4 separate regions of the Mus musculus genome follow, and all the other regions are linked to region 3. Evidence: chromatin loops called from intact Hi-C (ENCODE). Cell type or tissue: heart. All regions are shown on one strand.

What was found. A loop is a pair of places that touch in the nucleus more often than their neighbours do. Peaks named below come from ENCODE experiments on the same cell type or tissue, not always from the same donor. Only the 100,000 strongest peaks of a DNase experiment are listed, where the experiment ranks them.
Region 1: a loop joins it to region 3, with 6 times the contacts of the local background. A loop is called at or near these places in 19 of 42 quality-filtered maps.
Region 2: a loop joins it to region 3, with 2.7 times the contacts of the local background. A loop is called at or near these places in 8 of 42 quality-filtered maps.
Region 4: it touches region 3 in a loop (2.5-fold over the local background); 8 of 42 quality-filtered maps call a loop at or near these places.

The regions. Positions count from the first base shown.
Region 1 is chr6:115,003,635-115,011,634 of GRCm38, reverse strand. It overlaps Tamm41 (TAM41 mitochondrial translocator assembly and maintenance homolog), which reads left to right. Exons shown (of 8, transcript NM_026894.1): 7 at 766-828; 8 at 7,116-7,254. The coding sequence ends at 7,192. Among named protein-coding and RNA genes, the nearest start is that of Tamm41, 30 kb to the left of the region's middle. In heart, CTCF peaks have their summits at 3,656 (motif pointing right) and 4,409; DNase peaks (open chromatin) are centred at 3,674 and 4,474; H3K27ac peaks cover 894 bases.
Region 2 is chr6:114,870,561-114,878,560 of GRCm38, reverse strand. The region is part of intron 2 of Vgll4 (vestigial like family member 4); the gene reads left to right. Among named protein-coding and RNA genes, the nearest start is that of Vgll4, 47 kb to the left of the region's middle. In heart, CTCF peaks have their summits at 3,063 and 4,398; DNase peaks (open chromatin) are centred at 2,399, 3,370 and 5,470; H3K4me3 peaks cover 2,105 bases; H3K27ac peaks cover 5,131 bases.
Region 3 is chr6:114,719,912-114,727,911 of GRCm38, reverse strand. It overlaps Atg7 (autophagy related 7), which reads right to left. Exons shown (of 19, transcript NM_028835.5): 17 at 2,938-3,018. Among named protein-coding and RNA genes, the nearest start is that of Gm52917, 11 kb to the left of the region's middle. In heart, a CTCF peak has its summit at 3,800; no DNase peak of the experiment used is centred here; H3K4me3 peaks cover 482 bases; H3K27ac peaks cover 2,772 bases.
Region 4 is chr6:114,811,553-114,819,552 of GRCm38, reverse strand. The region is part of intron 18 of Atg7 (autophagy related 7); the gene reads right to left. Among named protein-coding and RNA genes, the nearest start is that of Gm52917, 81 kb to the right of the region's middle. In heart, a CTCF peak has its summit at 4,459 (motif pointing left); DNase peaks (open chromatin) are centred at 892, 1,392, 6,551 and 7,072; H3K27ac peaks cover 2,586 bases; H3K27me3 peaks cover 351 bases.

The DNA.
Region 1 (8,000 bases), 280 kb before region 3:
AAAACCAGCCTGGGCTACATAGTGAGTTCAGGGCCAACCAAGGTTAATTAGCAAGGCGAGGCTCTGTCTCTAAAAACAACTGAAAGATCACAACCTTAAAACTTGAGAGACCCACTTCTCTCTTAAGTAGCAAAGGACAGTAGGGAAGGCATAATTAGGAAACTGAAATGACCCTGTCTCTCAAACAAATTCATTCTCCCTTTGTCTCTCAGTAAAATATTTGTTGATTAGAAATGCAGTTTGCAGTAAGGAATTTGGCGGTGGCTCCACCCTCCCTCTCCGGAACCTGCACCAAGTTTCTTGAGAATCCCAGGCACCAGCTCCCCTAGGCCAGGCCAGGCCTTTGGCGGGTTGCTGCCACCCTGAGATGATGGGAGACTTGGGCCCTGTATCTTAGAATAAAAATTCTCATTTCCTTTTACTATGGGCACCTCGAGATAAAAAACAAAGATCTCTTCACATTTTCTGCATCTTAGAACTGTGAACTAGAAGGCATGGGCAGCTTTAAATTCCTAAGATGACCTTCGAGGGTCACCTCCCACCCCCCTTGTTTAAAGGTGGCCAAGTTGTACAGCAGCCTCGGCCTCTGCGGGTGCTCACACAGCTGGGCCTGTGCACAGCTGGCCTCCCAACAGGGCCGGCAATCCCCCGCTGGTTCTGGAAATGACTAGCTGGAAATGATATTTAGTATCGGAGTTTTAAGACCTCTAAGATGACCAGCCTGTGTCCAGCTTCTGTTATCCTTTTTGCTTTTGTGTTTTGCAGCGATCTCATCAATCGTCAGACCTTCCAGCATCAGGCAGAGCACTAAAGGCCTTTTTACTGCTGGTAAGACCTTTGGGAACAGGCACCTGGGGTAGCAAAGGACAGTAGGGAAGACATAATGCTGGACAGAATGGCCTCAGTGCTGCCGGTTGAAATACAGAGCTTTGCATTTGCATCTCCCTTGTACTGGTGCAGTTCTAACCCATACACCCCGTCATTGTAGTTCTCTTAGATAGTCATGACTGCAGTGTGACCTGAACTCCTGGGTCACCACCCGAGGTGCTGGCAGGAGGCTTGGGCTCTCCTCTCAGTTCCTAAATAACTCCTTCCTGTGTGGGGTTTTGCTCTCATGTTTCTGTATTGAAGTCACCCCTCGCAAAGCACTGCAAAAACAGGGGAGTGCCCTGCTCCGTTCACGGACACCTGCTGCCTTCTCTTGGTGAGATGTTTCTGTTTCCCCTGCTGTCTCCTGAATCGTGGGGTTAGGTTACCGTTCTTCTGTTCCTCACTTTAGTTGCCAGCTCCCCGTGGGCAATCGAAGGCCATGTTTGAGCCACAGTTATGCTCGCCCCTCGGCCACTGGGTGCCAGGCCCGCCCGCCCATGGCCTCCCTCCTGCCTGAGTTCTCCTTTCCTACGTGCAGCTTGGGCCGAGTCGTTATTGAAAGTTGAACCCTGAGTCGAGGCAGATGATGTGTGTTTCCTCCCCTGCCCTGCGGGTCCGTGGCTATGCCCTGCACTCTCTTGGTGCACAGCTTACAGATTCAAAGTCATCCTTGTCTTCATAGCAGAGCGCTGTCTGAGAGAGGTGGAGGGGAGGGAGGAGAAAGAAGGGGGAGGGGAGAGAAGACAGATTCTTGAAATAATTACTTCAATTATTCTCACTTTCAGGACTACTGTTGAAGTTCAAAGCTATTCTGATCCTTAGTCCATGTGTGTGTTCGGGAGCTCCTTGACTCTTCCTTCTCCCTGGGGCTCTGGAGTCCCATCATTGGCATGCTGTGCTGGGCCCTTTGATCTCTTTCAGGGGAACTCAGAGTATCCCTTCTTTTCCCACTGTGAAGTCCTTTATCCAGATGTGGGTGCTCCTAGGCCAGGGGTTGCTGTCCTTGTGTCTCCCATGTGACCTCTGCTCTCTGGGAGGTTTGGCAGCCTCTGTGAGTCTGGGGTACTGGGTGTCACACAGGCTATGCAGGCGCTTTCTCACCCTAGTTACTTTCCCAGCCTCCGTTCCTCTGTTCTTTATGTCCAGCAAATTCATCAAGTATAGCCTTAGATATTGCCAGATTACCCACCAAAGTAGCTGTGTTGATGAGTAAGGTGTGGGAAGCCTTCTCTCTCCTCACTCTCTGCAGCTCTTGGTGTCATCACATAAAATGCTTGCTGTAGCTCTTTGCTCCTAGCATTGAGCATCTGGCTGCCCTGTGCTGGTTGCTCAGGCGTTGGCCATCCCGCCGCCTGAGCTGGTAAGGAAGACTGACACGTACATGGTCAGGAGATGGCGCAGGGGTAGCTCCCAAACAGAGTGACTTCTCACCCTACGCCTGTTCCTTGGGTGTGAGACTGCCCTGGAGCTGGTGTGGCCACACTCGAGGCTCACAGCCCAGTGCATGTCCCTCGGAGCATCTGTTCCCTGGATGCAGTGATGCCCCCGAGTCTGGAAGGCTCTGGCCAGGTTTCAGCAGCACTAAACACTTACGTCAGCTGCAGAAAAGGTCTCCCACAACTCTGCACGTAACTTGGTGTCTCTGACTAAGGTAGTCATGTGTTCTGAGCTCCTGCTGGTGGACTCGGGCGAAGCTGACATGGGTGACATGGTTTGCTAGAGCGAATCAGGCTGGTGACTTGTGCTGTGCCTGTGGCTGGTTGAGATGGGTTTCTGGGCTACAAGGGATGTTTGATGCTTTCAGTTGCAATAATGGTGTTGTTTGGCGTTTTTAATCTTGTTCTTTCAGAGGGACATGCTAAAATATTTATGGATGAAATAATATGATCCCTGGGATTTGCTTTACAATAGACAACAGAAGATAGTGGATTCTGGGTGTTTCTGAGCTGACATGGTGAGACTCAGTAAAGTAGGGCTGTATCAGTATGCTGTTGTCCTAACAGCATTTTTATATTTTTATGTAAGTTGGCATCATATATCCCTGGCCCAGCCGCAAACTTGCTACGTAGATAAGAATGGTCTGGAACTCTCAGCCCTCTGGCCCCCACCTTCCATGTGCTGGGATGACAGGCATGGACCACCACACCTGGTTTTAGCACTGATCAGATCCATGGCTCCTCACTTGGAAGGCAAGTGCTCTGACTGAGCCACCACCAGCCCTCATTGGTTGTTTGCGACACTATCCTGCTATGCAGTACAGGGCGGTCCTCCTACCTTAGCCTCTGAGTGCTGGGATCTGTCTGTTAGTACAGTTTGTGCATGAGTATGTTTTAGCATTTTTGTGACTTGGGGTGGGTGGGAGATTTTAGAAAATCCAAACTGTTTTTCTTCATTGGCCCGTTTTGCTCAATGAAAAGCTTTACTGCTCCATACACTGTGGGCTTAACTAAACTGTTTGTCACTTAAAACCTTGGGACCCTTTGGGTCCAAACAACCGAGAAACTGAAGGACTCCATTCCATGATGTGCCTGATTTTAATAAAAGTTATCTTTAGTTATGGTAATGTCTTACCAAAGAAGAACAGCCTCTGTGTGTAAAAAATGAATAACAATACAGTCATGAGCCGCACCAAAGTAGACCTAAAATTGCTTTTCCTATTTGAATAGTGACAATTATTAGCCAGGAGTGAAAACAAACAAACAAAAATCATTGTGAATCCCTGCACCACCTCCTGATAACCTCCACCCTGAGATAGGCCCTGGGCATCTCCCCACTGAGTTCTGCCATTCGCCAGCAGAGGGCAGTGTTAGCAGAACCTGCCACCCAGGTTCCCTCCGGGCCAGGACTGCCCTGCATCCCCTGAGCAGTGACTTGCTTCACTTCTCAGGGCCCCACATTGTACAGGGGGAGAAAGGGCACAGGCAGCGGCAACAGTAGGCAACGATGACCCTGCTGCAGTTCTGTGGGTCTTCTGGCCTTGTGCCTGGCCTCTCTGTGTATGTGGTAGCCTGTGAGATCTGTAACCCGCCCTGCAGATTTTCTTGGGAAACATGTTCGGTGCGCTGTGTTTGTGAGCAGCATGGCCCTCTGTCTTAATAGCTTTCCCTTGCAGTTTGTCAGATACGCTCATGGTCTAGCTTGAAGTCTTAGAAATACTCTGTTCCTTTTCTCTGGAAGTTTCTTCGTTAGGAGCTGGTCTCCATCTCGCATACCCTGTTGCTAGCAGAGCAGCAAGATTCTCCTCAAGTTTCCTAGTTCATCAGGAACTAGCGTCAGCACGGAGCCCCTGAAGAAAGTAGTTTGCCACTGAGGGTAGCCAGTCTCTGCCAACAAAAGACCAGCAGAGCCAACTGTCTTTGTCTAAGCAGCAGCCCTTTACAGAGTCTCTGTGCCTGGCTCGAGCCTGCTGCAGCAGTTTGAGTGAGCGGGTGTGAGGACAGGTAGGTAGGAAATTGGAGTCAGTGATCAGCCTGAGAGATAGGCCAGAGCCGCACAAAGGTCGGCCCCAAAGCTGCATTCAGCATTCAAAGACTGCTGAGCCTCCCTGAGGCCAGAGGGAGGCTACTGAGGATGCAGGAAGAGGGAGGGGACTGTTACCAGAGAGACCAGCAGATAGGGATAGAGCCAGCTAGCCATCTGAAGGAGCCTTGCGCAAGCCCAGGCCAGGGCAGCAAGGGAAGAGAGTGCATGGGGCACAGGAGAAGAAGGAGGCAGGAGGCAGATGCAAACCCCAGAGACTGGGGTGCCACCCTCTGAGGTGCGGGAAGCCGATTAGTCTAATTCTCCCTCCTGTCTTTATGGTCAATCAGAGTTAAATCTCCCAACTTCAAAAGACTCCGCTGAATTAACAGGACACGTTTAGTCTTATCCCTAAGAGATATCCCAGCATGCCTCGCTGCTCCTCATCCCATTCCTGAAACACAGTGGAGCCAATCGTTATTTTCATCTTACATCATCTTTCTGATGATGTGTTTATCACTTAAGGTTGAACACCCTCCCTCCTCCTCCTCCTTCTCTTTCTCTCTCTCTCTCTCTCTCTCTCTCTCTCTCTTTCTCCTTCCCTCCCTCCCTCCCTCCCTCCCTCCCTCCCTCCCTCCCCCCTTTCCTGCTTCCCTCCTCTATTCTGATTGGGTATCTGTAGCTGAGGCTGCTGTGACCTCAGTTGTCTGGCTTTGCTCTCTGGGTTCTAGGGTTGTAGGTGTCCACTGCCACACCCAGCCATGTCTAACCTGTCAAATTAAGCTGTAGCTCTGCCTCGGATGAGCCTTTCCCTGTACACAGGTCAGTTGGAGGCTCACTGCAAGTGTTCAGAGGCTCACTGACTTTGTCTTCATAGGTGTGGATATAGAATTGTGTCAGGCCCCACCTTAGAGTGTGTGCTGGAGAAGTTGGCCCACTGATGGCCCCTTCTTCTTGATGCTTTTTCTTCCTGAATTGCTTTAGACGGTTTCTCTTCCTCCTTTCTCTTGCCTTCCCCCTTCCATCCTCAGAGCTCAGGCTGTTCCTGGACCCCACTCCTGTTTGATGTGGTAATGTGAACAGCTCCTGCCCTGGCGTGCCACTCTGGCTCCTCCACAGAGCCTCCACAGGGGGCTTTCCCACCTGCCCCCGGTGCTTCACAGACTTTGCTGTCCTTTGAAGAACACTGTTTCAATTTTATGAAATTGTTGGCTGAAATATTTTAAGCCTTTGGTGAAATTAATTGTTCTTACCTTGAGCAAACCTCAGCTCTTGAGAAAACCTGGTGGGATCGAGCACGTTCAGAGTGGTGTGGCTATGGACGGAGCCCATGGAAATCTAACCTCAGGGCCCCTCTGCATGGAAGTGCACATAAGCAGTCATTTCCTAGTGTTCTTTGTGGCACAGTCCCCTACTGCAGGCTTTCTGACCGCTGAAGGAGGAATTGTGTTCGGTCAAGGGAGGCATCTAGTGCTCTAAGCAGCTGAAGATGGCACCCAGGGCCACTCAGCCATGGTCAGTATTTACCTGACAATCTCAGAGGAGCTTGTCACTAAGCTATGGCAAGAGGAGTTGGTCGGTCTCCAGCCGTGACTCAGCAGCCTGGGCTTGCTGTGCTGAGTCCTGCATGTGTGACTGCCTGGCTTCTGCTCGGCCTTCTGGTTGGTTCTGCTGAAATTCGAAACAGCACCTTATGTAATGATCTTCCAGCCTTAGTGCTCAGGTGGGTGAGTCTGACCAGAGTCATTGCTTCAGGGAGAAAATTAAGAGGGGTGGAGGCAGTGAAAACTTGGAGTTTCTCAACGAGATCATGTCAAGCTGAGAACACGAATCCAGACACATCTGCTAATGGTTTTGGGAACCCTGCCTTTCTCCCTGTCACTGCCTGCAGTAGCCACAGATTCCAAGCAGGTGAGGCAGCTTCCAGTTAACAGGGCCAGGTAGTTTAAAAGATCACTACCCAGTTAATCCTCCCATCTTGTCAACATGGTCACCAAGCCACAGCCAGGAGCATACACTTCCAACCCAGAGCACAAAGAGAAGAAGGCTTCAGCTCCTCAGGCCACACCCTAAAGCACCAGCTGAGAATACTAGCACCCAGTTTATCCCTTGGTACGCGTTTCCCATAAGCCTCAGAGAGCCTCTTCTCTGGGATTTTGTAGTTGGGATAAAGTCAGAGGCCTATAAGAACCAATCTTCACTCTGCCACTTCAGAAGACTCAGCTAAGCATCTCCTGTGTGCTGCTGGGTACCAGGTACTGCATGAGGTGAAAGGAACGCTGGGTGAATAGAACAAGGGCCCTGTCCTGGGGAGCTGTCAGTCTAGGCAGAGACAGGAGAATCAGCTACAAGTGCAGAACAGAGGGGTAAATGCTATTCAAGAGGCGAGCACCAGGCAAGAGAGCAGCCTGGCATGTGTCGTTGGAACTGCATCTGCTCTAGGCAGACAGGTGGCGTGCGTGGGACACAGAGCAGCAGTGACTGGGATGCTCCTGCTGTCGAGAGGGAGCACCAGAAGGCTCCTCCCTTCTAAAAGACCTGGGAAGCCCAGTGGCTGCCAGAACCCCTTTCAACCCCAGGAATCCTGGTCAGACACAGAATGGTGCTGCACAGCAGGGGCCCAGCTCAGAGTCTCTGCGGCCTCTAATGGCCTTCGGCTCCCAGGTCCTCTCAAAACGCCCCAGTCAGCCCACTGTAGCCCGAACCCAAAGACAAGCCTCTGGGACGGTAGCTGCGTGTCCACCGAACAGGACTCACTCCTCATCCACGCTTCTTTTTTCTTGCAGGTATGAAGAAGTCTGTGATTTATAGTTCACGGAAACTGAACAAAATGTGGAAAGGGTGGATGAGAAAAGCGTCCTGACTTGACTGATGTTGTGTTACGTGTAGATTATGAATAAATGGCTCCATGCTTTTTTAAGAGTTGCTTGTCACTCTGACTGGCTGCTTGAAATCGAGGAGACCAAGGTTTGAGTCATGCTTGGTAAGGTTTGGTTTGTTTCTGGGTCTTTATTAGACAGAGTCTCACTTTACAGCCTGGCTGGCCTCAAATTCACAGAGATCCTCCTGCCTCTGCCTCCTGAATCTGGGATTAAAAGGTGTGTGCCACGATGCTTGGCTATGGTTGATTTTTTTTTTTTTTTAATTCACTGTCAGACACTAACTCAGGTGCTACCCAAGCACATGAGAGGACTTTGGACCCCAAGAAAAGGCTTCTAGGTACAGAGCTGTGAGTGCATTTTGTGATCCATGCTGAACAAAAGGTTCTGACTTTGAGGACACACTGAGTTGGACATGACAGGTGCTGCTACTGTGCGTTTGAACTTGTAGCCTGTAAAGTCTACAGGGTACATAAGCTGGGCTCTCTTCTAGTGCCCCAGTCCCCATTCACTTGGTGGGATTTTGGTTTTGGTTTTTGTCTTTTCAGTTTGTTTTTTTTTTTTTTTTGGTTTGGTTTGGTTTTGGCCTGTTTTGTATGAAGTTGTGTAGCAGACTGACTTTTGGGTGCAGAGCCCTAGACGACCCCTTGCAGCTTCTGCCCAGCCAGTACTGAGACGTGTGTACGTACCGAGAACCCAGCAGTACAGGACACACTGATCCACCCTGCTTTCCTCTCTGCCCTTTGTTGTGTTGGCTCCTCTAAGGCTGGCTCCAGTCACTGCCATCATCTT
Region 2 (8,000 bases), 150 kb before region 3:
GCGCCTTCTACAGATTGCCTTGTCTGTCTCTGTGTAGTCTAAGTAGCCTAAGATTCACAGGGCTTCTGCCTCAGCCCCTTCCCCCACCCAAGGAGCTGAGTGACTCGTGCTTGGTTTTTTGTTTGTTTGTTTGTTTGTTTGTTTGTTTTAGCTCTCCAAAAAGGCTTGATCTTAAGTTTATTCATTTTTTTAAATCAATTTTTAAGGGCAGGATGCAGTTACAAACATGTTGCTTCGGAGATTTTTATATAGGAGAGCTGTTCTAGAAAAGGTTTGGTGGTAGGACCCAAGAATTGTCCTAGAGGGTCAGTGCCCACGAACTCTCCTGTTGAACCAATGGCGGGGGCTTCTTGTCCATCAACACCAGGGTGATACTTATCCCTATCAACCGACCCATTGTGAAGTAAGGATGTGGCTCTCCGCCTGCTTCTTGTTTTAGCTTCTCAACAGAGCCACTAGGGCTGCTGGGCACTTTGGTTTGCAGGTGCCTGAGAAGTCACTACAGAGTGCCAGGCCAGGCCGGGGAGAACAGAATTCAACACCCAGAGTGCAGTTCCTACTGAGTGTACACTCCCTTTACACCGCAGAGAAGCTGGGGACCCTCTGCATAATACAAAAGGATTTAGGGCTTGTGTGTGGCCACCATGTGGGGGAGGCTGAGCTTCAAAGGGGGCACAGGGGAAAACCAAAAAAAGAGAGGTCTTGAAGGAGGAGGCAGGTTTGGGGGCGCAATGCTGAGAGGCCAGGGTAAACTCAGCAGCTCACCTCTGTCCTAGGGGGGCTCGCTCACCTTTCCATAGCTTGACCAGTGCTCCAAAGGCCACCGTGTTCGGCCAGCTAGTTAGACAGTTTAACTTAAACAAGCAAACAAACTCCCAAAACAGTGCTTTTATTTATTCATGGCAAAGGTTTATTTCCTTCCTGACCCAATCAGAATTGCTTTCCTGTGGTCATCAGTTGCTTACTCATTGATAATTCATTTGAAGCTCAGGTTAATGCCCCCTCCCCCTTTCTTTGTCCCTGCCTTGCTGAAGATGGGACCTGGTTAGACAATCTGAGCTATAACCAACCCTCCGGTGGAGTCTGTAGACTGAAAGCTGGAAATGTGTGCATGTGTGTACTGGAGATTTTGAATTTCCAACAGCAGCAGCAGCACACTTGATAGGTAACTGATATGACGACGACGACTCCTCCTCCTCCTCCTCCTCCTCCTCCTCCTCCTCCTCCTCCTCCAGAGAAGAAACTGGCCTCAAATTCACTATGTTGTCAAGGGTGACTTCTGATCCTTCTGCCTTCATCTCCCTAGTGTTGGGGTCTGTGGATTGAGACCCCAACAGGCTTCATTCATGCTGGGCAAGTGTCTTACCACCTGAGCTATACCACCAGCCTTTGCATGGTCTCAGGACTTTGGGCTTGTTTGTCATATTTCTTTCGTGGGGCTATAATATGTAATTTGTGAGCATGCTCCCCAGTGCTGGGAGGGGGCAGGGACGGGGGCATTTCTTCCGAGATTCCCTCAGTCCTCCTCAACTTTCCTTTCTTTAGCGATTGCATCTGTGAGGGTTAGCATCCTCACTCAGAGCCCTGCAGCTCTCCAGGTGTGCCTGCTAGCCGTGTGTAGTCTGTGACTAACTGTCCAGCATGTTTGGTCTTCCGAAGTCTTCCAAGTATTTACAGTGTTTGTAAAAGAAAGACCTTTCAGGCTATGATAATAGCTCAGTTGGTAAATAGTACCTACTTTGCAAGCATTCGGACTTGCGTTCTTCCATCCCAGAACCACGTGAGAAAGCTGGTTGAGGGTGCTCACACTAGAACCCCGTGCTGAGACAGCAGTTCCCTGGAGCTCCCTGGCTGGTCAGCAGAGCCCGTGAAAAAGACACAGTCTTTAAAAAACAAAACAAAACAAAACAAAAAACCAAAAATAATAGCAGCAGCAGCAGCAAAAAAACAAGTCCAAGGTTGATGGTCTGAGGTGAACTGAACAGCATTGGAGCCTGACCTCTATGCTGGCATGCACACATGTCTCTCTCACACACACACACACACACACACACACACACACACACCTCCCCAACATGCAGAATGTTTTGTTTGGATGCGGCTGGATCACTTACTAGATCTTTTTCTTTAGCAGGAAAACCTTCCAAAAGTGTTGTAGAAAGGACTGAAGTGTGTTGAAGAACACCCACACCCCGTGGCTAGGACAGGGCCATTGTGACTGCTCAGGACACTCCTGTGACAGAATGAAGGAGCTTTATGTGCATGGGCCTCTGTGCTCTGTGTATCTGTGCTCGTCCTGATGGCTTCCACACTAGAGGTGGTGGGAGCTGGAGGGATTTAGCCCTGGGGAGAGAGGTGGGCTGTGACTGTGGAGTGGAGCTGAACAGGGCTCCTCACCCCTTGGAGAAGGGGTAGGTCTGCGTCCAAAGGCCTCCCTGGCTGTCGTCCCTCCCTCCCTCTCTCTTCCAGGACCTTTGCTGCTGAGCTGAACTGGGAGTGTGTGAGACTTGTCTCTTGTTGGGTATCCTTAGTAAACTCTGAAATCAAAAATGCAATTGTTTTTATTTAACCATTTTCCCAGATGTTCCCTTGGGCTTGATGGATGTAGCCTTTACTAGAAAGTCACACTCCTGAGACGCAGTGTTATGGACACGGTTGCTATAGACAGTGACAGTTGGCAGGTTTGGAAGACAGCCTTTGCATCTTTTCTTTTCTCTTCTTTTTTCTTTTTAAATGTGTTTTCCTCCCACAAGAACTGCTCTTTCATTGGTGCGGTCATCCTCGTGCTACAGGTCTGGTTTAGGAGAGCCTGCTTGATATAAATGCTGTTCTGTTGTGGTGTGAAAGGAGCCAGCAGGCCCATGCATGCTGCAAGGAAAATTAGGATCTGAAGGAACCAGGCAGGCAGGTGACTCCCCTAGAAATCAAGCCACTGGCCTGGGATAAGGTTCAGAAATCTGCAGATGGGAGCAGATAATGTCCTCACCGGGGCTAGCTGGGTCTCAGTGCTGGCCTCCAGCACTTGTAACAGAACAGCCTCTCAAGTGGGGTTTGTGAGAAGGGCAAGAGGACCAGAAAACCCACAGAAGCTGAACTGCAGGCCCGTCCCCTCCCTCCTGCCTCGCCCCTTCCTGCCAGCATTTCCTTTGGCCAAGTTGTAGAGTTTGCTAAAAGCCTGATGTTATGGAAGGTAGGGAAACAAAGAAAGAGGAAGTGACTCGCTGTAATTCTGACAGCAGATCTGTTTTCTCTGAAAATGGAACTGCAGCGATGCATGCAACGTTCTTGGCAGGCGGCACTCCGTAAATAACGCCTCCCAGGAGTTCCCAGCCTCTCCCAGGCCCGCAGGAAGCTTCCCCTGCAGCGAGGGGCAGGCGGCCCCGCACCTCACACCCTCCTCCCGGGGACTCTTATTCTGACGGGGTGCGCGCCCGCCTTGCCTGCCAAGTTTGTGAGGCCCCAGGCTTTCTTGTGGGAGGACGCTGGGCTGTCTTCATGCTCTTTGGCAATGATTAAAGTGAGGTTAGTACCAAAACCCCCTTTCATTTTATTCCCTTATCCTGCCGTTTTCAAAGCAGATGGCAGCGCTGTATTTTCAGCTGTAATTAATTTAAGCTGGGGGAGGCAGAACTGATGGGCGCAGCAGGGATGTTCCCTGGGTCCCTGTCTCCTGGCCACCCGCACCTTGTCCCAAGCTGAGCCATGCAATCACCAAATCTTCCTGCTAGGGCTAGGGGGCGGTCACAGAAGAGCAGTGTGGAGGTAGCTGGCAGGATTAAGGAGCACCCAGGTTCAGGTGAGGCTGTCACGTGAGGGGGGCAGATGCTGGGGGCCCCTGTTCCTTCTCAGCCCAGACGCCAGGCTTGTGCTTCTGCTCTCAAGTTTATTCGTAACAGAAGACAACGAGAAAAGCACTTGGCAGAGTCTAGAGTCTCTGACCTCAGCCGCTTTCCCCTGGACACACCACTCAGGCTCCCTTGTCGCTCATCATCAGCCAGCGACCTCTTGACCTCTCGGGTCTGATAGAAAATGCTTTTGTCCCAACTCTGAGGAACTTGCACCATTGCTCTACCAACTTCTACCCTCATCCACTCTGAGAGCTGCACCCCGGCCAGCTAAGCTGCGATCCTGCCTTGCCCCTGGGAGCCCGGGGAGGGACCTGCGGGTTAGAGTGCCCTTGTTGTAGGAGTGGTGCAGACACACTGAGGACTTGGTCCCGCCACATACTGCTGCCACACAAATGGTAGCTATTACTGTTAACATTTAGCCACCCTCTGAAGACTTGAAGCAATTGTTCCGGGCTCATAGTGAGAAATGGGAACCACAGTTATGTGGCTGTGAGTCTCCCAGAAGCTCACAGCTGATCGCAGCCACTGTCCCAGTCCGCACTGTCTTGTGTCCTGGTGGCAGGGAGGAGGGTGTGCGCTAACTTCTGTGGGGGCATGTTCACAGTGTTTGGTGAGCCTCCCACAATCCAGGAAGGCTGTTTTATGAAGGCTGATCAGTTCTGTGCTTGAGGGCTGGCCCTGAGCTCCAGCCAACCTTTCTTTGGTTTCTCTGTCATAGTAAGACGGGACAGGTGGTGAATGAGAGACCCAACCTGATAGGCTGCTGGTGATCTGTCAGAACTTCTAAGGACTGGGTGTTAGACTGAGATCCACACTGTGACCCAACAGCTCCTCTTCTGGGAATTTACACAGAATGATTGGAAGCAGAGCGTACTAGGTCCTGTTTGAACACCTAGACTCACAGTAGCTCTGTTCACATAGTCAAGACGTGGGAACAGCACAGGAGAATGCCCACTAATGAGTGGGTGGCTAAAAGCATGGGTCTCCGTGTTACAGTGGAATACATTCAGCCTTAAAGAGGCAGAAAATGCTAACACATACTACCACACATGGGTGAAACATGAGGATTCGCGGAGCAAAATAACCCAGAGTCAAAGCACTGCTGGTATGACAGGGCCTCTAGCATGGAGAACGGTTGGCTCATCATGAGGTAACATGGAGTGGCTGCTCCCTGGACTGGCTGGCCTGGGGTCTTAGTGCTTAGTAGGGACAACAGAGAACTCTTGGAGGTGGGCGGTGGTAAATGGTTTGTATAGTGTGTGAATGCACTTAGTGCTACTAGACAATGACCTTAACTATGGTATTGTAGGGGCTGGAGAGGTTTAAGCTCCGGCAGAGGGCCCGAGTTCAGTCCCCAGCACTCACGTGGTAGCTAACAATAACCTGTAGCTCCAGTTTTAGGGGATTCCATACCATCTTTTGCAGGCAAACACTTATTCACAAGAATTAAGGGAAAAAAATTAATGGTATTGTATCCCTTACCGTAACACAGAAATAAGCTGCAGGGCTATTTGGTTCAACCAAAGAGCACTTACAAGTGTCACGGGGAAGCAGTGTCTGGTGCTGAGGGAGGGAAAGCCAGCGGTCCAGTGCCGGATCCCCCCATGCACAGGTAAAGTCGGAGGGCTCCGGGGGCAGTGACTTCAGTTGAATGGGTTCTGAACGGGAACCACTGGAACCTGGCTCTTGGAAGCTCTTGTAGAGTGGACAGGTATGGGTTAATCCTCTGCATGGGTCTAGGGCAAATGTTACATCAGCTTCGAGCAGGAAGTCGGGTCCCATGCTATGGTTTCCCCTCTTCAGAGCTCCAAGGTAGCTCTAAAGATGACCATAACGGCCAGGGCATTGCTCAGATGTGATCAACCACCCAGGAAAGCAAAGTGTGCAGCTCGGGGAGGGAGAATTCTAGATGCTGACGAATGCTTACTGTAAGGGAGGTTGAAGCAAGAGAGTCTCAAATTGAAGGGCAGCTTCAGCTACATAGCAAGATCCTGAAGTGGCAGTCAGGAAGGGCACTTTTGAGACTGAGAGATGAAGTAGGCCTTTAAGTGATGATGGCCTCTGTGTTTATGGGGAGCTTCTAAGCTTGGAGGAGACCAGCCAGGTGGAGGTGGTGCACATCTTTAATCCCAGCACTTGGGAGGGAAAGGCAGGTAGATTTCTGAGTTCGAGGCCAGCTTGGTCTACAGAGTGAGTTCCAGGACAGCCAGGGCTACACAGAGAAACCCTGTCTTGAAAAGCCAGAAAAAAAAAGAAAAGAAAAGAAAGGAAAGTCTTGAGTCGTAACCAGCCTAACCAGTTGCTAGCATACTGGAGTGTTTCCAAGGACCAGGGTAACTCTCAAAAACCATCTTTGCTTAAAGTAATTTAAAGCTTATTGCTAAATTCCATAGATGTATTAAAAGAAAAAGAGTCCTTCTCTTCTCCAGTTTTTAGAGAGGTGGAGTTCGGCAAGGACAAGCCAGGTGCTTGGAGGCAATCACAGCCCTAAACACTGAGGGTCCGTGTGGTCCAGACGGGAGGCCTTGGGACCCTTCCTTTATTGGTAGTATAATATAGGAATCATGCTAAGTGTCAAAAGATCTCTTCTTGGGTGCATATCTAATTGCCAACAGTAGAATCTCAATACCTGAGGTTCATTGAGCTCGCTCTATGGTGTGTTAATGGCTGAGCTTTTGTTGCTGTTATTCTTCGTTGTAGTTTGTAATTTCTAAGGTCAGTCAGGGTTATAGGTGACCTGAGAAGAAAAACCTCCTTTCTAGGTTTTTTTTCCTTTTTAAAGATTTATTTTATAAATGTGTGTACACTACTATTTCTGTCTTCAGACACACCAGAAGATCCCATTACAGATGACTGTGAGCCACCATGTGGTTGCCGGGAATTGAACTCAGGACCTCTGGAAGAACAGTCAGTGCTCTTATCCACTGAGCCATCTCTCCAGCCCTCCTTTCTGGTTTTTATTCAGTATTGAATCAATGTGTGAAAGAGACCCCACAGAGTAATTTGAGACCCGTTACCCCCAGCCACAGACTGCTAGCACTCCTGTGCAGGACGTGGGTGTGCAGCCATGTGGACTACACATGTATGTGGGATGCAGGGTGTCTGCCCCAGAGCAAGTCTCAGGAAGAGCTGAATAAAAAGGAAGGTTCGTATGCCCTCACCTTTCTTTTTAGAGTGTTACTTTTAATTTATATGTGGGTGTTTGGTGTGTATAGTGCCCACAGAGGCCAGAAGAGGGCGTCAGAGTCTCTGGAACTAGAGTTACAGATGGCTGTGAGCTGCCATGTTAGTGCTGGGAATTGAGACCCAGATGTCTTCACCTTCTTATGGGACCCGGGCACAGAGCACTGCAGGCCTGGGCTAATCCTCATGCTGCTCTTGTCCCTACCTATATCACGTGTCCTGATCTCCCGTTCAGAGACTACCACTATGCTGAAGGAGCCAGGCCTTCCCCGTGCTCGGGCCCCCTGGCTGACTCCTCTGCAGTGATGGCCAGTGCCAGGTGCTGCTGTGGGGCGACTGGTTAGTGGAGTGTGCAGTACTGCTGATGGACTGGTGTTTGAACCCTGGTAAGGCTGACAGGGGAAGACTTTTCTGGTAGCTGGGAGGGATAAAGTTCCCGGGTTTTTCCAAAAGGGAGACGTGGCATAGAGACGCGGTCTCTGGCGGCACCTGCCACCCATTTGAAGGCAGGCTTTCTGCTGAAGCGTTTCTGTTCTGAGTGGCTCGTCTAAGGAACGAAGTCACATCCCAGCGGCCATCTGTGCGGCCATCTCTGTGGCTGCTGCACGCGTGTGTGTGCGCCCACCGCAAACCTTGGGTAGGGTGAAGCTTCTGATGTTCCCACCCAAAGCGATGTGCTGCAAACGCGCCGAGGAGAAACTAGAAGTGAGCCTTCCTAAGATTTAGCTCGAAGCTCGGAAAGACCTTGTAGCAGTGGCACAGCAGTGGGGAATGTGGCTGTCTCCAGACCTCTCCTCTCTGTGGATGTGTCATGGTAGATCATCTTCCTAGAGTTCCTCCTGGAACCCTGATGGAGGCGCTACCCTGTCTGCCCAGCCTTATGAGCCCCTTTGGTGCTGAGTACCCCCAAGAATAGGTTTGCTCTTTGAAAGCCAGTTCATTCACACAACTGCCTCTTCAAGACACCGG
Region 3 (8,000 bases):
GCTAGGACATGCTGAGAGGGACAATGATGCCACCTTCCCAGACATGAGTGCGGAGACCCATGTCTTCTTCAACTCTGGCAACATGATGGGGCTATACCACCAGCATCAACGTTTAATAAAGAGAAGACTCACTACCCTGAGTGTCCTGCTCCCCCGGCCCCTTCCTATATTTGAAGCTAAACCAAGCAGGAGTAGAGTGAGCCTCTCTTTGGGGTGGGAGTGAAGGGGGATGGATACTGGAAACCAACAAAGGAAAACATCACCTCATGGGAACAAGAGACAGAGGCTTGGTCCTCAGTGGGACGGGCTTCTAAACACCACTACCACCTCCACAATGGCTGGAGAAGACAGAAGGCAGGAGGCACAAAAGAGCTGGAGCTGAGGAGAGTCCTAAAATTCAAAGTTCTGGACTTGACATTTTGGCGCACTCATGAACTCGGAGAAACTATGGCTACCTGCAGGAGTCCTAGGTAAGACAAATCCAGTCAAAATTCCAGCCCAGATGGTTGAGGTATGACCCAGGCCCCCATCTCTTCCTGGAAAGCTACTGGCAGCTGATAGCTTCTGGGGGAGGGAGAATTATTCTCTCTTGAATGTGTGGCCTTGATAGAGGATTTCCCAAGTCCTTCCCCACATCCATGTACATGCAGAAAGTGTAGTGGGACTAAGTAGGTTAAGGGTGGGGGCATGTGGTAGGGAAAGGCTGTGTTGGAGGATGGTTTAAGGGGAGTTGAAGAGAAGAAACAGAAAGATATGCTAATGTGTCATTGTATACATGTATGAAATTCCTAAGACTGAGGAAAAATTTTTAAAAAAATGACTTCATGAATATCAAAGGAAAAATTTGTAGAACTTGCTTTTAGCTCCAAAGAATTTTGATTCAAACAGCAGCAACTCAGACATGACTCAGTATAAAAAACATCCTGCTGAGTAAGCGTTAAGCAAGCTCTCATAGAGCGAGCGATTCCGCTTAATTGGAATTGTCATTTCGAAGAATCAACGCTCGGAGAACAGATGATGCAGATGGCAGGGAGGGGGGCCAAGAAAGTAAATGAGGGGCTTCTCCTGGAAAGAGGTGCAGCCTTCTCGGCACAAAGGAAACCCAATATCCAGACCACATGAAAAGTGATCGCTGTGGGACAGTGCAGCTGTGAAAATCCACATCAGGTTGTATTAACTCGCCTGGCAAGTTTGTGTAACGCAGGACTCTGAATGGCCACTGACAGGAAATAACTCTGGTAACAAAGACACCATACCTGTGTTTAATCTCATGCTTCCAAGGAGGGAGGACAAAAATACAAAAAGCTATTCTTTCTTAAAGAAAAAAGAGGGGCAGCCTGAGGTACCCTTGGGCTTCTTTATAGACAGACAGCATCTTATGGGCTGATTTAATTAGAAACAGAGCAGGAAAGCAAATGCTCACATTTCTCTGAGAACCCAATTATCTTCATTTCATTGATGAGCTAGACCTACATAAAGCCACAGAGACACTTCTGGCATGGGCACCAAAGGATTTCAGTTTGAAAATAATCCAGCCAAGTTATTTGGAGAGCAATTAGTTCAGCCGTACAATGAAAAGACAGACAGACAGACAGACAGACAGACAGACAGACAGACATTTCCACTAAGGAGCACACAGCCCTGAGACCCTGTCCCTGCAAACAGATGTGCACATTACCACCCTCAGGGTCCTGCCAAAGAGGATACAGGATACCTTGAGAAACAGCAAGAAGAATGGGCTCAGAGGTCATCTACCCACAAATTATAAGGTTTCAATCTCAACCAGGCACTTGAGATGCCCAACAATAAAGCAGGCTTAGTTTACTCTCAGAGCAGAAAGGAAAACAAACCACTCTCCACTCGGGAGTGCCTAGATTTAACCAAATCCATTACTGTGGCTTATCTATCCCAGATTCCACTGTTAGGTAAACAGGTCAGGACAGAAGCCACTCTAAGTAGACTTTTCCTAGAATTCAATTCCCTCAGCTCTGCCCATTGCAGGAGGCATAGCAGGGAAACCTCAGACCTCTGAGAAACGCCATCTTGGGATGAGTGACCCCCATAAGCTACTCTGCATAGCACCCCAAGTAGGAGCTGGAGATGGGGAGGTTGAAGGCTTAAAGTGGTGGCTCTCAACCAGAGGGTTGTGACCTCTTTCGGAGAGGAACGACCCTTTCACAGGGGTTGTGTATCAGATATTTACATCATGATTCATAGCAGTAGAAAAATTATAGTTATGAAGTAGTGACAAAAATAATTTTATGGTTGCGGTCACCATAACATGAGGAACTGTCCTAAAGAGTCGCAGCATTAGGAAGGTTGAGAAGCACTGGCTTAAAGGGACATCCAAAGGGAATCAGCTGTCACGTACAGTACACATGCGAGAATAACTCAGAGCCTATTAAAAACTGAGATGCCATGTCGTTTTGAGATACATCAGCCGGTTCCCATTACAGTGGACAACAGCCCTGCTCTATTTTTAGAGCTGCTGGAAAGATCAAAGAGGAAGGGGCCTTGTTCCGGCCTCCCAATCCAGGCCCCTCATCTCTGCTTGCTGTTCCTTTGCATTAGGAACATCTCCAAAACACAGCTGGGCCTGCCTGAAACCCCCACCTTCTGGGGAAAGCATAAGAAGCTGCACTGCTGAGTAGATGCGAGGAAGGAACCCCTCAGGCGGGGACCGAGACACTCAGGAGAGCTTTATGACCAAACTGAAAGTACTGTACAGCAAGAGCTGACCCAGCAGCTAGCTCAGGCTCTCTGCACACTAGGACCTGAGATTTCCCAAGCTGGCTTCTGTGGATGAATGCAGATCAACAGCAGCAGGACCAAGCCTACCGGGCTCCCTTCCTCTACTCACGCACGCATGCACGCACCACCCCACTGGCCCGAGTGGGTTAGGATGAGGTTAAATTGCTCAGAGGTAAAATGACTTACTTTGGGTGAACAGGCTGTACATTTATCAAATGCCAGGCTGACAGGAAGAACATTATCGAACCGTGACAGAAAACCCCGGATCTAAAACCAAACAGAACAATTACTCATTAGGTCAGGGATAAACACAGCTATAATGATGCATGTCTGTGGGTGACAAGGAGGAAGAAATGGTTATTATGGGTCCTGACACAGGCGATTCTGTGAATGTAAGTTCCTCCCCATACGGTGATAGGTTTGAGAGAACTATTCTGACTCTTTATTCCCACGATGTACATGATCTTTAAATGTTTGAGACCTAAAAGCACATTTACTTTAAAACATAAAAAGCAAGGTGGAAGACCTCAAGCACTGTCTCGGGGTTGGGGTGGGTTTTAGTCGGTAGGATCCCTGGCTAGCATACACCAGGCTCTGCTCCATCACCAACACGGCATACGCCCGGGCATGGTGGTGAGGATCAGGAGTCCAAAGCCATCCTTGGCTACATAGCAAGCCTAAGGGCAGTCTGGGCTACAGGAGACCTTGTATGAAGAACAAAACAAACAGAAAGTACTGTTTTAAGAAATGCCTGAGAGCTAAGGTGTAGTCCAATGGCAGGTTGCTTGTCTGGCATGTAGGAGGCCGGGGTTCCACCCCAGCATTACAAAACAGAACAAAACTCAGACTTCTAGGTTGCTCTGACTCGCTTCTCTTATGGAAATACAGAGGCCGGGTAAGTGTGCATTTCCACAACTCTGTGGTGGCTTCTCAAGGGCAGACAACTTGGGAATAACAAAAGGCAAAGGTAGGCACACTGACTAGCTGCTGAATGCAGACCCCGCGGAAATAAAAACACGCAGTCACAGCATTGATGGGGAAACAGCACCACCTTGAGCAGAAACATCTGATTGCAACCAATAAATCCACTTTTAGAGCAGCTCGTGGGTTCCACCCACCACGGCTGAGTGGTGATGGAGCGCTGCTCCCCCTTGTATGTACCAGGAACATAGCATTTATAAAACTTGTAATAGTAAAGCCTTGATCATTTCCACAGAAGCCAGCATCCGCAGTAAGCAAGATAACATGAATCTTGAAAGTTCATTTATTTGATGCCAGAACTCCCAGTTTTAAGGTCATGAAACGTATGATCAGGTGAAGCAGCCTGGCATGGGTGGGCAGGAGGAAATAAAATCTGGTTTCTAGTGGGGCCTGTCTCAGGTTCATACTGCTGTCGTGGTCACCATGACTAACGGTGGCATCGCAGTTTCCTATTACTGTGAGAAACACCATAACCAAAAGAATTTGGGGGAGGAAAGGTTCATTTCAGTTTACATTTCCACATCACAGTTGATCACCAAAAGAAGTCAGGGCAGGAACTGGAGGCAGGAACTGAAGCAGAGATCACGGAGGAATAATAAAGAATATGCCTTGTTCATCGTGGCTTGCTTACTTATAGAACCTCAAGCCACCTGCCACACCCTCCACCCACATCAATCACCCATTAGGAGGCAGAGACAGGTGGATTTCTGAGTTCGAGGCCAGCCTGGTCTACAAAGTGAGTTCCAGGACAGCCAGAGCTATACAGAGAAACCCTGTCTCAAAAACAAACAAACAAAAACAACAACAACAAAAAACATCAAAAAACAAAAAACAAAAACAAAAAAAAGAAAGAAAAGAAAATACCCTACAGGCTTGCCCACAGGCTAATCTCATGGAGACTTTGTCCTCAACAATCATTCCTTCTCACATTTGTCTAGGCTGGTATCAATCAGCAGGTGGACCTCCATAGCCAGATGGCACCTGGCTCCCCGGCACCCTCTTTTTAGGTAACAGCATTCTCTTTTATGTCTTCATAATTTTCCTCTGCTTTCCTCTTTTAGAGCCAGAGATCAGACCCAGTGTCTTAGACTTGCCGAGCACAGCCTCTCCCATTAACTTCAATCACCTCATTTAAACAGTGCCCCTCCCCACCCCCGCAGGGTCCATGATTAAGCACAGGCATGCAGAGGCCAGAGATCAGGTGTCCATCATTCTCCACCCTATCACTTTACAACAGCAGGAAGGCTGGCCAGCAAGCTCTTGGGACCTGCTTGTCTCTGTCACGATGGGCCTACAGGTACACAGTTTCTCCAGGGCCCCATCATGTCAGGTAAATAGAAAAAGGGACACAACCCTCTCAACTCTCTTTACTCAGAGCCATTTTGAATGAACAGCTAAGTTCAGATGAACACAAAGCCTGATGCTGTTCACAGAGGTCTCCATTTGCTGGGTTGCAACCCACAGCCTGATGGGAAGTGTATTCTCACTTCCAGCACACCCAATCTCGAGAAAGCCTACAGGCCATTTCTAGAGCCCCTTCAATCCCAGAGCAAAAACATACTGTCTCAGTGAGGGTGACTACTGCTGTGATGACCAAAGCAAGCTGGGGAGGAAAGGGCTCACATCACCACAGTTCCACAACACAGTCCATCATCCAAAGCAGTGAGGGCAGCAACCTGGAGGCAGAAGCTAACGCCAAGGATGGGTGCTGCTTACTGGCTTGCTCCTCATGGCCTGCAGAGCCTGGGTTGGGTCCCTGGAATCCATGTGTTAGAAGGAGAGAACTGACTCCTACATGGTAAATACATATGATCAAAAGATAAGATGCATGCATGCTCTGTTCACAGTGTGCCTCACACACACCTAAGCTACTTTCATACTGAGGTCTTTTAAAGCAATTGGAGCTAACACATTCCCACTAAATGCTGTTGAAAGCGGCCCGCACAGCTGTCTCTATTCCGTGGTGGCACATGGAGCTTCTGTTGTCATTTCTGTTCTGTAGGAACGGCGGCTGCTAAACTTAGGAACAGAGGTTGGGACCAGAACTAGAGGGAAGGGAGAGAGTAAAACTAGTTAAGAAGCTGAAAAAGAGAGGAGAGGAGAGGGGGGGAGGGGAGGGGAGGGGAGGGGAGGGGAGCGGAGGGGAGGGGAGGGAGAGAGAGAGAGAGAGAGAGAGAGAGAGACAGACAGAGAGACAGAGAGAGAGACAGAGAGAGAAACAAAGGCCAACAGCAACACAGGTGTACCCCAGGAGTCAAGCCATCTCAAACCAGTCCCATGGCTAATCTTTATTCATGGCATGAAGAGTCTAAAATCCTTCTTTTGCAAGTGCAAATTCAGTCATGCCACAGATGTTTGTTTATTTTTGACAAAAGGACTCACTCTGTAGCTCAGGCTTGCCTTATACTACAGTCACCCTTCTCCCAATACTGGGATAAGAAGGGTGAGCCCTCATACCCAGCTACCTGCTGGAAAACACCTTCTCCAGCACATGTCATCAGTTGGCCACGTATGTGAGAGCTCGAAGTTAAGAACAAGCTCTGCAGTATTCCCATACAGCAGGGCTATAGACCATGAAAAACTGAGAGTCTACAAATGATGTCTTACGTGTATGGTCAACTCCTATCCCTCAGCCTGACAGGAATGCATAAAATGAATGGAGCAGAGGCTGCTGCCAACAGTTCAGCACTATCCTTAGCTATCCTTCACAGAGGCCAGGCATCATCTCACAGTCCAAGAAAGTAAACATCTACCCCAGATTAGAATCCTTCCCACATTTTCTAGGAAAGAACACCACTATTCCACCTTATGGGCCAAATATTTAAATTAAAAAGGTCTGTAAAGTGTCAAAGATTCTGTTCTAGGCCCTTTTATGTGTTTCAAGACTTATTTTATTTAAAGTGTGTGGTATGTGTGCTCATGTGTGCAGTGCCCACTGAGAGAGGTGCTAGGATCCTGGGGGCTGACAGTTGTGAGATTTCGGACTTGGATACTGGGAACTAAATGTGGGTCCTCTGCAACAGTAATGTGTGCTCTTAACCACTAGGCTATCTTTACAGTCCCCACTCTCCCCTTTCAGAGGTGAAAGCACTAAGGAGAGGCACTGTGAAAGCTGCCCATACAAAAATCTGATGTGTAGCTGCTGCGGGCTGAGGTTGGACTATAGAGGACATCAGCACAAAGGAACAGCTGGGGGGACAGAAACACCAAGTCTCCTCTGTGGAGGTGAGTAGCAGTGCAGGTTTTTGCCAACACTTATTAAAGTCGACTTATTTCAACTGTAAATTATGCCTCAGAAATGCTAATTTAGAAACAGTTTATATATTTGGTAGTTTCAACAAGATCAGAATGAAAAGTTCCTGCACGTCCTATACCCGCAAATAATCATCAGCTTAAGTGTCCAGTTTAGCTGAAAACTAACAGTTTTCCTTTAATCATTTCTGGTTCTTGATGCTAATCCCAGGGCCTTGTGATTGCTACATTCTAGCACAGAGCTATGTGCCCTCCTGCCCAGAAGAAAAGATACGCCTGAAATATGTTTCCTTGCTGCTACTGCATTTGGAGGGCCCTGGACGAGAGCTACCTAAGCTTCCTTGGCTCCTGCCCTGTAAGTCACTGTCAGAGCCTATACAGGCAAAGCAGGCAGGGTGAGATCTCTGTTGCAAAGCACAAGTCCTGGGCTATCCCTGAGCTTGGCCATCAGTGCTCTGAAGACAAGAGATGCTGCCCTGGGTGTGAGGTGAGAGGCAGCAGCAGGATGCACAGGCCATGAGCTCAGGGCTGTTAACAGGGGGGCTGGGGGGTGGGGGTGGGGTTGACAGTCCTGTGACTGTCTTGCATTGTGGCCAGACTTCATCAGGTATACAAGGCCCTCCAGAAAATGCACCTAGCAACAGAGGTTAGTTCACCAAATGGGTCTGGTTCCATGCCACCTGAGGAATGTGACCATCTCTGGAAGGAATGCCACCACAAAGTCTTTCTTTCTAGGGTGGTGCATCTCCAATGACCATGGTTCTGGAGGTTTCCAGTGGTGGCCCTGAGCTGTGCTGGTAAAGGTATAGTCTGGAAGGGCTCAGAGGTGACTGATGGCAGGGCAGGGATGGGAATCCCTGGATTGGGTTGTAATTTTAGCTAAAATGCCTCCAGTTTTACGAGGGTTCTTCATACGTCTAGTCTGCTCTCCATGCAGGGGCCAAGGCTTCCCGTTGTCATGCCCGGTAGGGATGCAGACATCCACATGCACGTGTCAGGTCGTCTGCACGCACTGG
Region 4 (8,000 bases), 92 kb before region 3:
ATCTCTCCACCCCTCTCAGGTATTCACGAGCTTGTGACACATTCGTGATTCTTTACTTAAACTGGGCTTGAGCTTAAATGAGCTAGGATTTGGGGCTCTCCATTGTGATAGGACTGTGAGCCACGGGGTTTGACAGAGCCATGCATATGTTTTCCAGCATGTTTATTTATGCTGTATTTCTTTGTTATTTAATATTTTTTTCCCCCAGAGCTGAGGTCTGATCCCAGGGCTCTGTACCTGCTAGGCAAGCGTTCTACCACTGAGCTAAATCCCCAACCCTATGCTGCAGTTTTTTTCTTTTTTCTCTTTTTGGTTTTTTTTGAGACAGGGTTTCTTTGTGTAGTCCTGGCTGTCCTGGAACTCAGAAATCTGCCTGCCAGCTCTGCCTCCCAAGTGCTGGGATTAAAGGCGTGCGCCACTACCGCCCGGCTATGCTGCATTTCTTGTGTGGTTCTGGGGTTCAGCTTGGAATCCTGCACACCACACGCTAGGCAGGTGCTACCACTGAGCTCATGGGCTCTCTGATGACAGGCCCCATGGTATTCTGAGCAGTACCAGTCTAGTGAGGACACAGAGCCTTAGGGACCTAGACAGCCTCAGGGAAGCCCAGGGTAAAAAAGACCCTGAGACAGCCTCAAAGCCAGTCATCCCGAGTAGGGCTACTGCTCTGGCAGGTGGGCTGGACCTGGTTTCCTTTGCAGGGAGAAGAACGGCCTTCATTCTGTCCCTGAGAAACTTGCAGGATCCTTTTCCTCGGTGAGTTCATGGAAACACAATCTCCACTGCCCACCCTTCCAGCAGGTCAGGGAGCTATTCAGAAAGAGGAAGTGACCCAGAGGTGGCTAGAGGGGAGGCTGACAGGACAGAGCGGCTACTCCCTGCACAGCGGTAGAGAGCAGGATGCATCCTGTTTGACTTGGCCTCGCCAGGGCCAAACCCTTTCTTTGTGACTCCTTTTTAAAGAGAGGAGAGCAATGCTGTCATCATCCCAAGAGCTGATCCTTATGATAGAGCTGCTGGGTACTCAGGAACTTGCTCTCCTGCCTAAAGTTCCTGTCTGTGGGGAGGGGATAGGGCCCGTCCCAAGGTGACTTCACTGAGGGCTGTTGCGTGGGAAACACCTGGAAATGAATGTGTGCACTAGCAAAGCTACTTTGTGGGGTGAGGTGGGGTGAGGCCTAGAGGCAAGAGGACTGGCCACCACCCACCGTTAATTAACACAGAGAGAACCTTAGTTGGCAGTGAGGTAAGAGAAAAAAAGCAGATAACATGGAAAGTTAAAGAAAAGCAAATGCGGTGTGCAGGTGGCTAGAGCTTAGCAGAGCATCCCAGAGCCACGTGTGAGCAGAAAGGAAAATTGGCACTCGCACCGTGGGAGCTGCGGCCACCAGCCATGATGACGTCAAGCTGGAGTTTAGAGGGGCGTCAGGAGAAATGGGAAACCGCAGACGGGGCGGGAAGATAAGCAGGCATCCTCCTTGCTGTGTATCTTCTGAAGAGCTCTCTCTTTGTCTCTCTCTTTCTGTCTCTGTCTCTGTCTCTCTCTGTCCCTCCTTGTCTCTGTCTCTCTCTGTCCCTCCCTCCCTCCCCCCCCCCCCCTGAAATTGTCCAGGCAGCAGAACTAACTGTGAAGCTTGGTCTGCCTTGACTCTCTGCTTGTCAGCAAGGACAGATAGTGGCTGGCACTGTTAGTGGCCGGCATTGGGGTTCAGGTGTTGAGACTTCTGAAGAGACTTCCTGCTCAGGGGTCCCCCTCTGCTGGCCTCCTCATTTTGCTTTGACTATTTTCCACCCCCATCCTGCCTGCTCCCCCAGCCTTCTTCCCTTCTACCCACATTTTCTCAATTCATTGTGTCCCTGTCCTCAAAAGGGCCCCTAACTTTGACAAAGGCAGTCAGGACCGGTGTGTTGGGGGCACTCACTGGACATGTTAGGAGGCTGGCACACCTGGAAACAGGACCCAAGTGCCCAGTGCCTGCTGCTCCTCTAGATTTCCCATCTATAGCAGGAGTAGAAATGTGTTAAAAAGACAGTTTTGAGAACTTAACCTTTTTGGCATATCTGCTTCCTAGCAGGGCATAGATTACGCCTTATGCAATAATATGCATATAATGAATCCTATGCAGAATTATTGAATAAAACTCTACCCTGTAACAAAGAGTGTGTATCTTTATGGTAAATGAGGAAATCTGTCTCAGCTCTTTCTTGTGTTCACTTTTCTCCCCATCTCCTCTCTCTAGCCCTCAGAGCTCTGCAAACCTGCAAAGTCCAGGAATAACTGCATATACAGTGTGTTTCCTCAGTACTATCATAGCATCTGTCCTGATGGGGTGTAAAAGACCCTCTGTGTCAAAGAGATAACATCTGTAAATCCTCTGATTTCCTGTTTGTCTCCTATGTCAACCTAATAGTTCCTTGTAGTTATCTCTAGCGCCAGGTAAACAGACTGAATACCTTGACTAGATAAAAGGACTTGAGCGGGGCTGTGCAAGCCAGGGTGGGGGGCTGGGGGAAGGACAGTGAGGGCCTCAAAAGCCTTTTAACTCCATCCGACAAAGGCAGGCAGGGCTGGCCGGTGCTGGGGCTCACCGGACATGCTAGGCTTTAGAAAAGCAAATATCCCTGTTCCCGGTGGGGAGACCCTCGACTGTGAGGCTGGCACAGCTGGAAACAGGACCCAAGTGCCCGGTGCCTGCTGCTCCTCTAGGTTCTGAGATGGCATCCTTATGACCTGGCTCAGGAGCAGAAGGAGAAACTGACACACTGAGTGTGGGGCGGGGAGGGAAAAAGAAAACGTCTGCATTCAGCCCTGTGGTTTTGTCATGCTAGCCACTAACTGGCTTTGGGTTTGTGCTTTGGGGTGTTGCTGCTGCTCTTTATATTTCTCCTGGTGTTAGAATTTGATCCCAGGGCCTTACATGCACCAGGCAAGTATTTTACCTCTGACCTATACCCCAAGTCCAAGTTTTAGTTCCTAAATACCATTACTTAGATGAGGTGTGACTTTGGGCTGGGCACGGAAGGGAAAGATTTTACAAGTACTTTGTACCTGGGTAAGATACAAGTTAGAAGGGTGGAGATTTGGGGGTACAGACTAGAAGGAGGTTTGAGAGAGACTGGATGGAGCCTGTTCCACATCTTGCTGGGGCACTAGTGACACAGATGTACAGGTACAATTCAGTAGCTGTGCAGTTCAGATTCTCATGTTCAAGCACTTACAAGTGTAAAGTCTCCCAAAGGTTCAAGAGAAGGCTTGAACAGTCCCGATAAGCCTGGGCACCAGCTCCTCCCATAAGACTGAAGCCTAGTGGGGTGGATTTCAGTTTCCTAGCATTCAGTAAGGGACCGAAATGCTGTCAGCTTAGGGATTCAAGGTAATTTTACCAACCCAAGTTCTCTGCTCAGCCTCCACCCTCAGTTCCAGCTCTCGGGGAGGCCTAAAGATGGTCTGACTGTCCCTTTGGGCTGGAGGGAGGCACAGCGATATAAGGATGCCAGGCCCCAGATGGTTGCTCTCATACCACTGTAAGAAAAGCTGGCTATGGGGGAAAAGACCTAGGTCTGTGTTTAGTGTCTTTCTTCTTGGGGGCTCTAGACTAAGGGGCAAGAGGTCAGAGGAAGACATTCCAGTCCTCGAGAACCTGGAGGGTGGGGATGAGACAGTGGGGCCTTTAGGCAACAGCAGAGGCATAGAGCAGGCTGTCTGCATAGCTGTCCTGGCAGGCAGGGTACCAGGACCTGCTCCCTTCTCCATTGCCCTAGCATCAACATATCCACCCAGCTCAAAGATAGGCAGAGCCCAGATCACTAAGAATAGGAAGGTTTTTGTGTGTGTGTGTGTGTGTGTGTGTGTGTGTGTGTGATGAGATGCTCAGGAGGAAGGGATCAGCAGCTATCCTACCATGCAGTCTGTTGTGAGAAAAGGCTTAGAGGCAAGGAAGGTGACAGGGACTTACTACCTATGGAGTTCTCAGTGTAGGGTCATGGACTGAGGTCTGATCATTCTGAAAGTAGTGTCCTCATTTCCACAGACAAAGATGCTACAGCTTGCGAGGATGGTGGAACTCATGTTCAGAGGCATAGGCAGACCGCCAGGTCCAGGGGCTCAGCTCTTACTGACCACCAGGCTGGGCTGGTTCTCACAGATGGCATGCTCAGCTCACCAAAGCTCTGGCCAAGTCTGGCACTGTGGAAAGCAGGACTGGACATTCTGCCTTTCCTTGTGCTGCAAATTGCCATCACTTGCAACTTAAGACCATGATAATAGGAGAAATCTAAAGTGAAAACCTGTTACGAAGCCAGGAAACCCCCGAGTTCCAAATCCTGTGCTAGCCATGCAAGCTTCCATTTTCCTAAGAGACATACATAAAACCTAAAATGCACAGCAAATATACAGCAGGAGAGATGGCTTGGTGGTTAAGAGCTCTGACTGCTCTTCCAGAGGACCTGCCCCCATGAGTGTCTATAATGGGTTCCAGGATATCCCATGCCCTCTGGTGGCCTGTTTGAGCACTGCATGCACATGGTGTTTTCACACACACACACACACACACACACACACACACACACACACTCACACACACACACACACACAGAGGCAAAACATACACAAAATAAAACGTAAGTATAGCAATACATGATGAACTCTGACATAAAAAAAGTAGAAGGATTTTTTTTCCACTATGGTAAAATATACCACTGTGTGATGCATACATGACATTTAAGTTATTTTTTAAGTGCACAGTTTTGTGTCATTAAAAAACATTCACAGTGCTGTGCCCGTGTAACACCATCCCCCTCCAGAATTTTCTCTTCCTCAGCTGTCAGTCCCCACCTGCTGAGTACAAGACTTCTGTCTCCAATAGTAGATAGCATAGGGCTTTGTACAGAGAACTCCAAGAACCGGTCAAAAATACTCAGTGAGAAAACCTGATCTTATAATTATACAAGATGACAGCATTGCCAAGAAGAAAAAAGATCAACTCTCATCTACCATAAATAAAACAGATTAAAGGGAGTCCGTTTCCCCCATAACTAACGAGCAGTGGCTGCACTGTGAGAACAGTGTAATTTATGGCTTGTTTGCAGTTTTGGCATCAACTCCAATCATCTGCTATGACCGAGGCCTCTTGCTTTCTTCAGACATGTTAGCAGGTGGTAGCTGGGTCTGATGCCTCAGGGGTGGGGAGAGGAATGGGGGGGAGAGGCCAGTCAGTCAGTGTTCAGCTGCTAGCTGAGCTCTCAAGTGCATAAGGCCCTCCTGTCCTCGACACAATTCTCCACCATGGAAAGCTGTCCTTGGCAGAGCTGTGGACCTGACAGTGACCTTGGGATAGAAATCTACTAAGGTGGCTTGGGTAAGCAAGGCTTTCTCAGGTCCACTACACGCAGTTCTGGTTTGGAGAGAAGACAAAGGACTTCCCAGCATCTTTAGGAGATATGGGGAACCACGAATAAGAAGTCATTTGATCCCATTTGTAGATGCCAACAAGTGCTTACTGACAGAAGCCTGTTTTAGCTGTCTCTGGAGAGGTTCTGCCAGTGCCTGACAAACACAGAGGTGGATCCTCGCAGCCTACCATTGGACTGAGCACAGGGTCTCCAATGAAGGAGCTAGAGAAAGGACTCAAGGAACTGACGGGGTTAACCGCTTCATAGGAGGAACAACAATATGAACTAACCAGTAACCCCAGAGCTACCAGGGACTAAATCACCAACCAAAGAATACACATGGTGGGACTCATGGCTCTAGCTGGATATGTAGCAGAGGATGGCCTATTTGGTCATCAATGGGAGCAGAGGGCCTTGGTCCTGTGAAGGCTTTATGCCCCAGTGTAGGGGAATTCCAGGGCCAGGAAGCAGATGTAGGTGGGTTGGTAAGCAGGGGGACAGGGGAAGGGATAGGGGGTTTTCAGAAGGGAAACTAGGAAAGGGGACATTTGAAATGTAAATAGGCCGGGCAGTGGCATGCCTTTAGTCCCAGCACTTGGGAGGCAGAGGAAAGCTGATTTCTGAGTTCGAGGCCAGCTTGGTCTACAGAGTGAGTTTCAGGACAGCTAGGGCTACACAAAGAAACCCTGTCTCGAAAAACAAAAAACAAAAAAACAAAAAAACAAAAAAAAAAAAAGAAAGAAAGAAAGAGAGAGAGAGAGAAATGTAAATAAAGTAAATATCAAATAATAATAATAACAAAGTCATTCGATGAATTCTAGGGCACACAAAATCCTCAAAATCTTGGGCAAGTGCCTTCCTTCACTTCAGTATTTTGTCATTTGGAAGGATATATAGTCCTGCTGTTGATGGTGACATGAAAGTGATCTATGTGAGAGGAACTGAGCTTTTAAAAATAACAAGGAAAATCAGACACACACACACATACACACACCCCACACACACTCATGCACAAGCACGGGCAAGCAGAATGGTGACAACGGGGTGGATCTCCTGTGGCTTTCACTTGCCAAAACGCCAGTGTTGGTGTCTTCAGCTTTTGAACTGTCTACCAGGGCTGGCTGAAGTTTACCCTCCCTGTTTTGGGGACATGCATCACTTTGGGCTGGGAAAGCAGGCTGAGCTAGCTGGCCCCAGGAAGTGGGGCGCCCTGCTTCAGAAGTGGGGCCTGGTGGCCTGCTGGGCTTCAGATGGAACTTTATGGAATTTGGATTTGAGGCTGGCACTGGGCACTCTGCTGTCATATGGTCTGTGGCCTTTCCAAGGACAACTCTATAAAACAAAAATACTTTATTGCTGTGACCTTTGACATCTACAATTGCACAGACACAGCAATCTCTAACAACATTTAATTCCAACCCAGTTTACCTGAAGAGAATTAGTTCCAAATATGTTCACTTTGCTTTCTGAAAAACTCCAGTCTTTGCTGAGGCGTTGGTGTGTTTGCTGGGTGCCAAACTGTTACTTCACATATGTGAAAAGAAAATTGGCACCAGGTCTACATGAACTAAACTCCTGGCAAGGGCAACGCTGGAGCTTGCCATTGAGAAGATTAGATTCCCAAGAAACTTCTCGGGCCATAGCCAAAATCCACAAATTCAAAAAGAGCCTGTGTGTGTGCAAATATCCACACATGAGGAGATGCTGGCTGCGCCCTGTGTGTTCAGCTTGGAGGTCTATTAGTCACTCGAGTTACCTGGAGCTTAGACAGCTCAGCTGTACACATTAAATACTTAGTGAATAATAAACATGCATTAATAAGAGAAATGGGAAATTGAGAATGACTATTTTTATTCAAGCCTGAGCTTGTATTGCAACTGTCTTCCTTATTAGCCCAGTAAATAGGGCACTTCATATACTCCTTGTAAGCAAGACTGGTTAAATCATGTTTGGAGTGTGTGTGACTTTCAGTTGCTGTTCCGTTCTTTCAAGCCTCTTACTCTTAAAAAGTCTTTTACAGGCGTTTTGCCTTTGTAGCCACAGCTTCAAAGGAGGAAGCAAACCAAGAGTCAGAATGTTGTCATTCAGACTCTTAGAAGTCATCCCAAGTGTTGAGGTGGTTGTAGACAGCACTTCCTAGAACCCCAAATTCCACATGGCGCAGTGCTAGCACAGCTATGACACCAAAGCCAGGGTAGGACACATCTCTAACTCCTCTTGGTTTGTCTCTTTGTGATCCTCTCCCTAGACCATAGAGAGGGACTTGGGGATTGGGGACCAATTCAGATGAGACAAGAGCATCATTTGAAATGCATGTGGGAACTTCTTTGCTTTTAAACTTGGGTTTAACAAGGTGGAATGTTTCTAAGTGAAATGTCAAAATTTGCTTTGGAATACATCTAGAGAATTTTGGGGATTACAGGTTGACATTTTCAGGTTAATTTCTATTTTACTAACAATCACAGACTTTTCTCAGTCACTGGGATACCACTTACAGGAAGAAATCAGTGTTTCTAACTAATGGGCCTGCCAACCCCAGGACTCCATCTTCCATGCCCTACCCACAAGAATAACATGTGGTCCAGTCTGGATCCATCGCATATACTGTT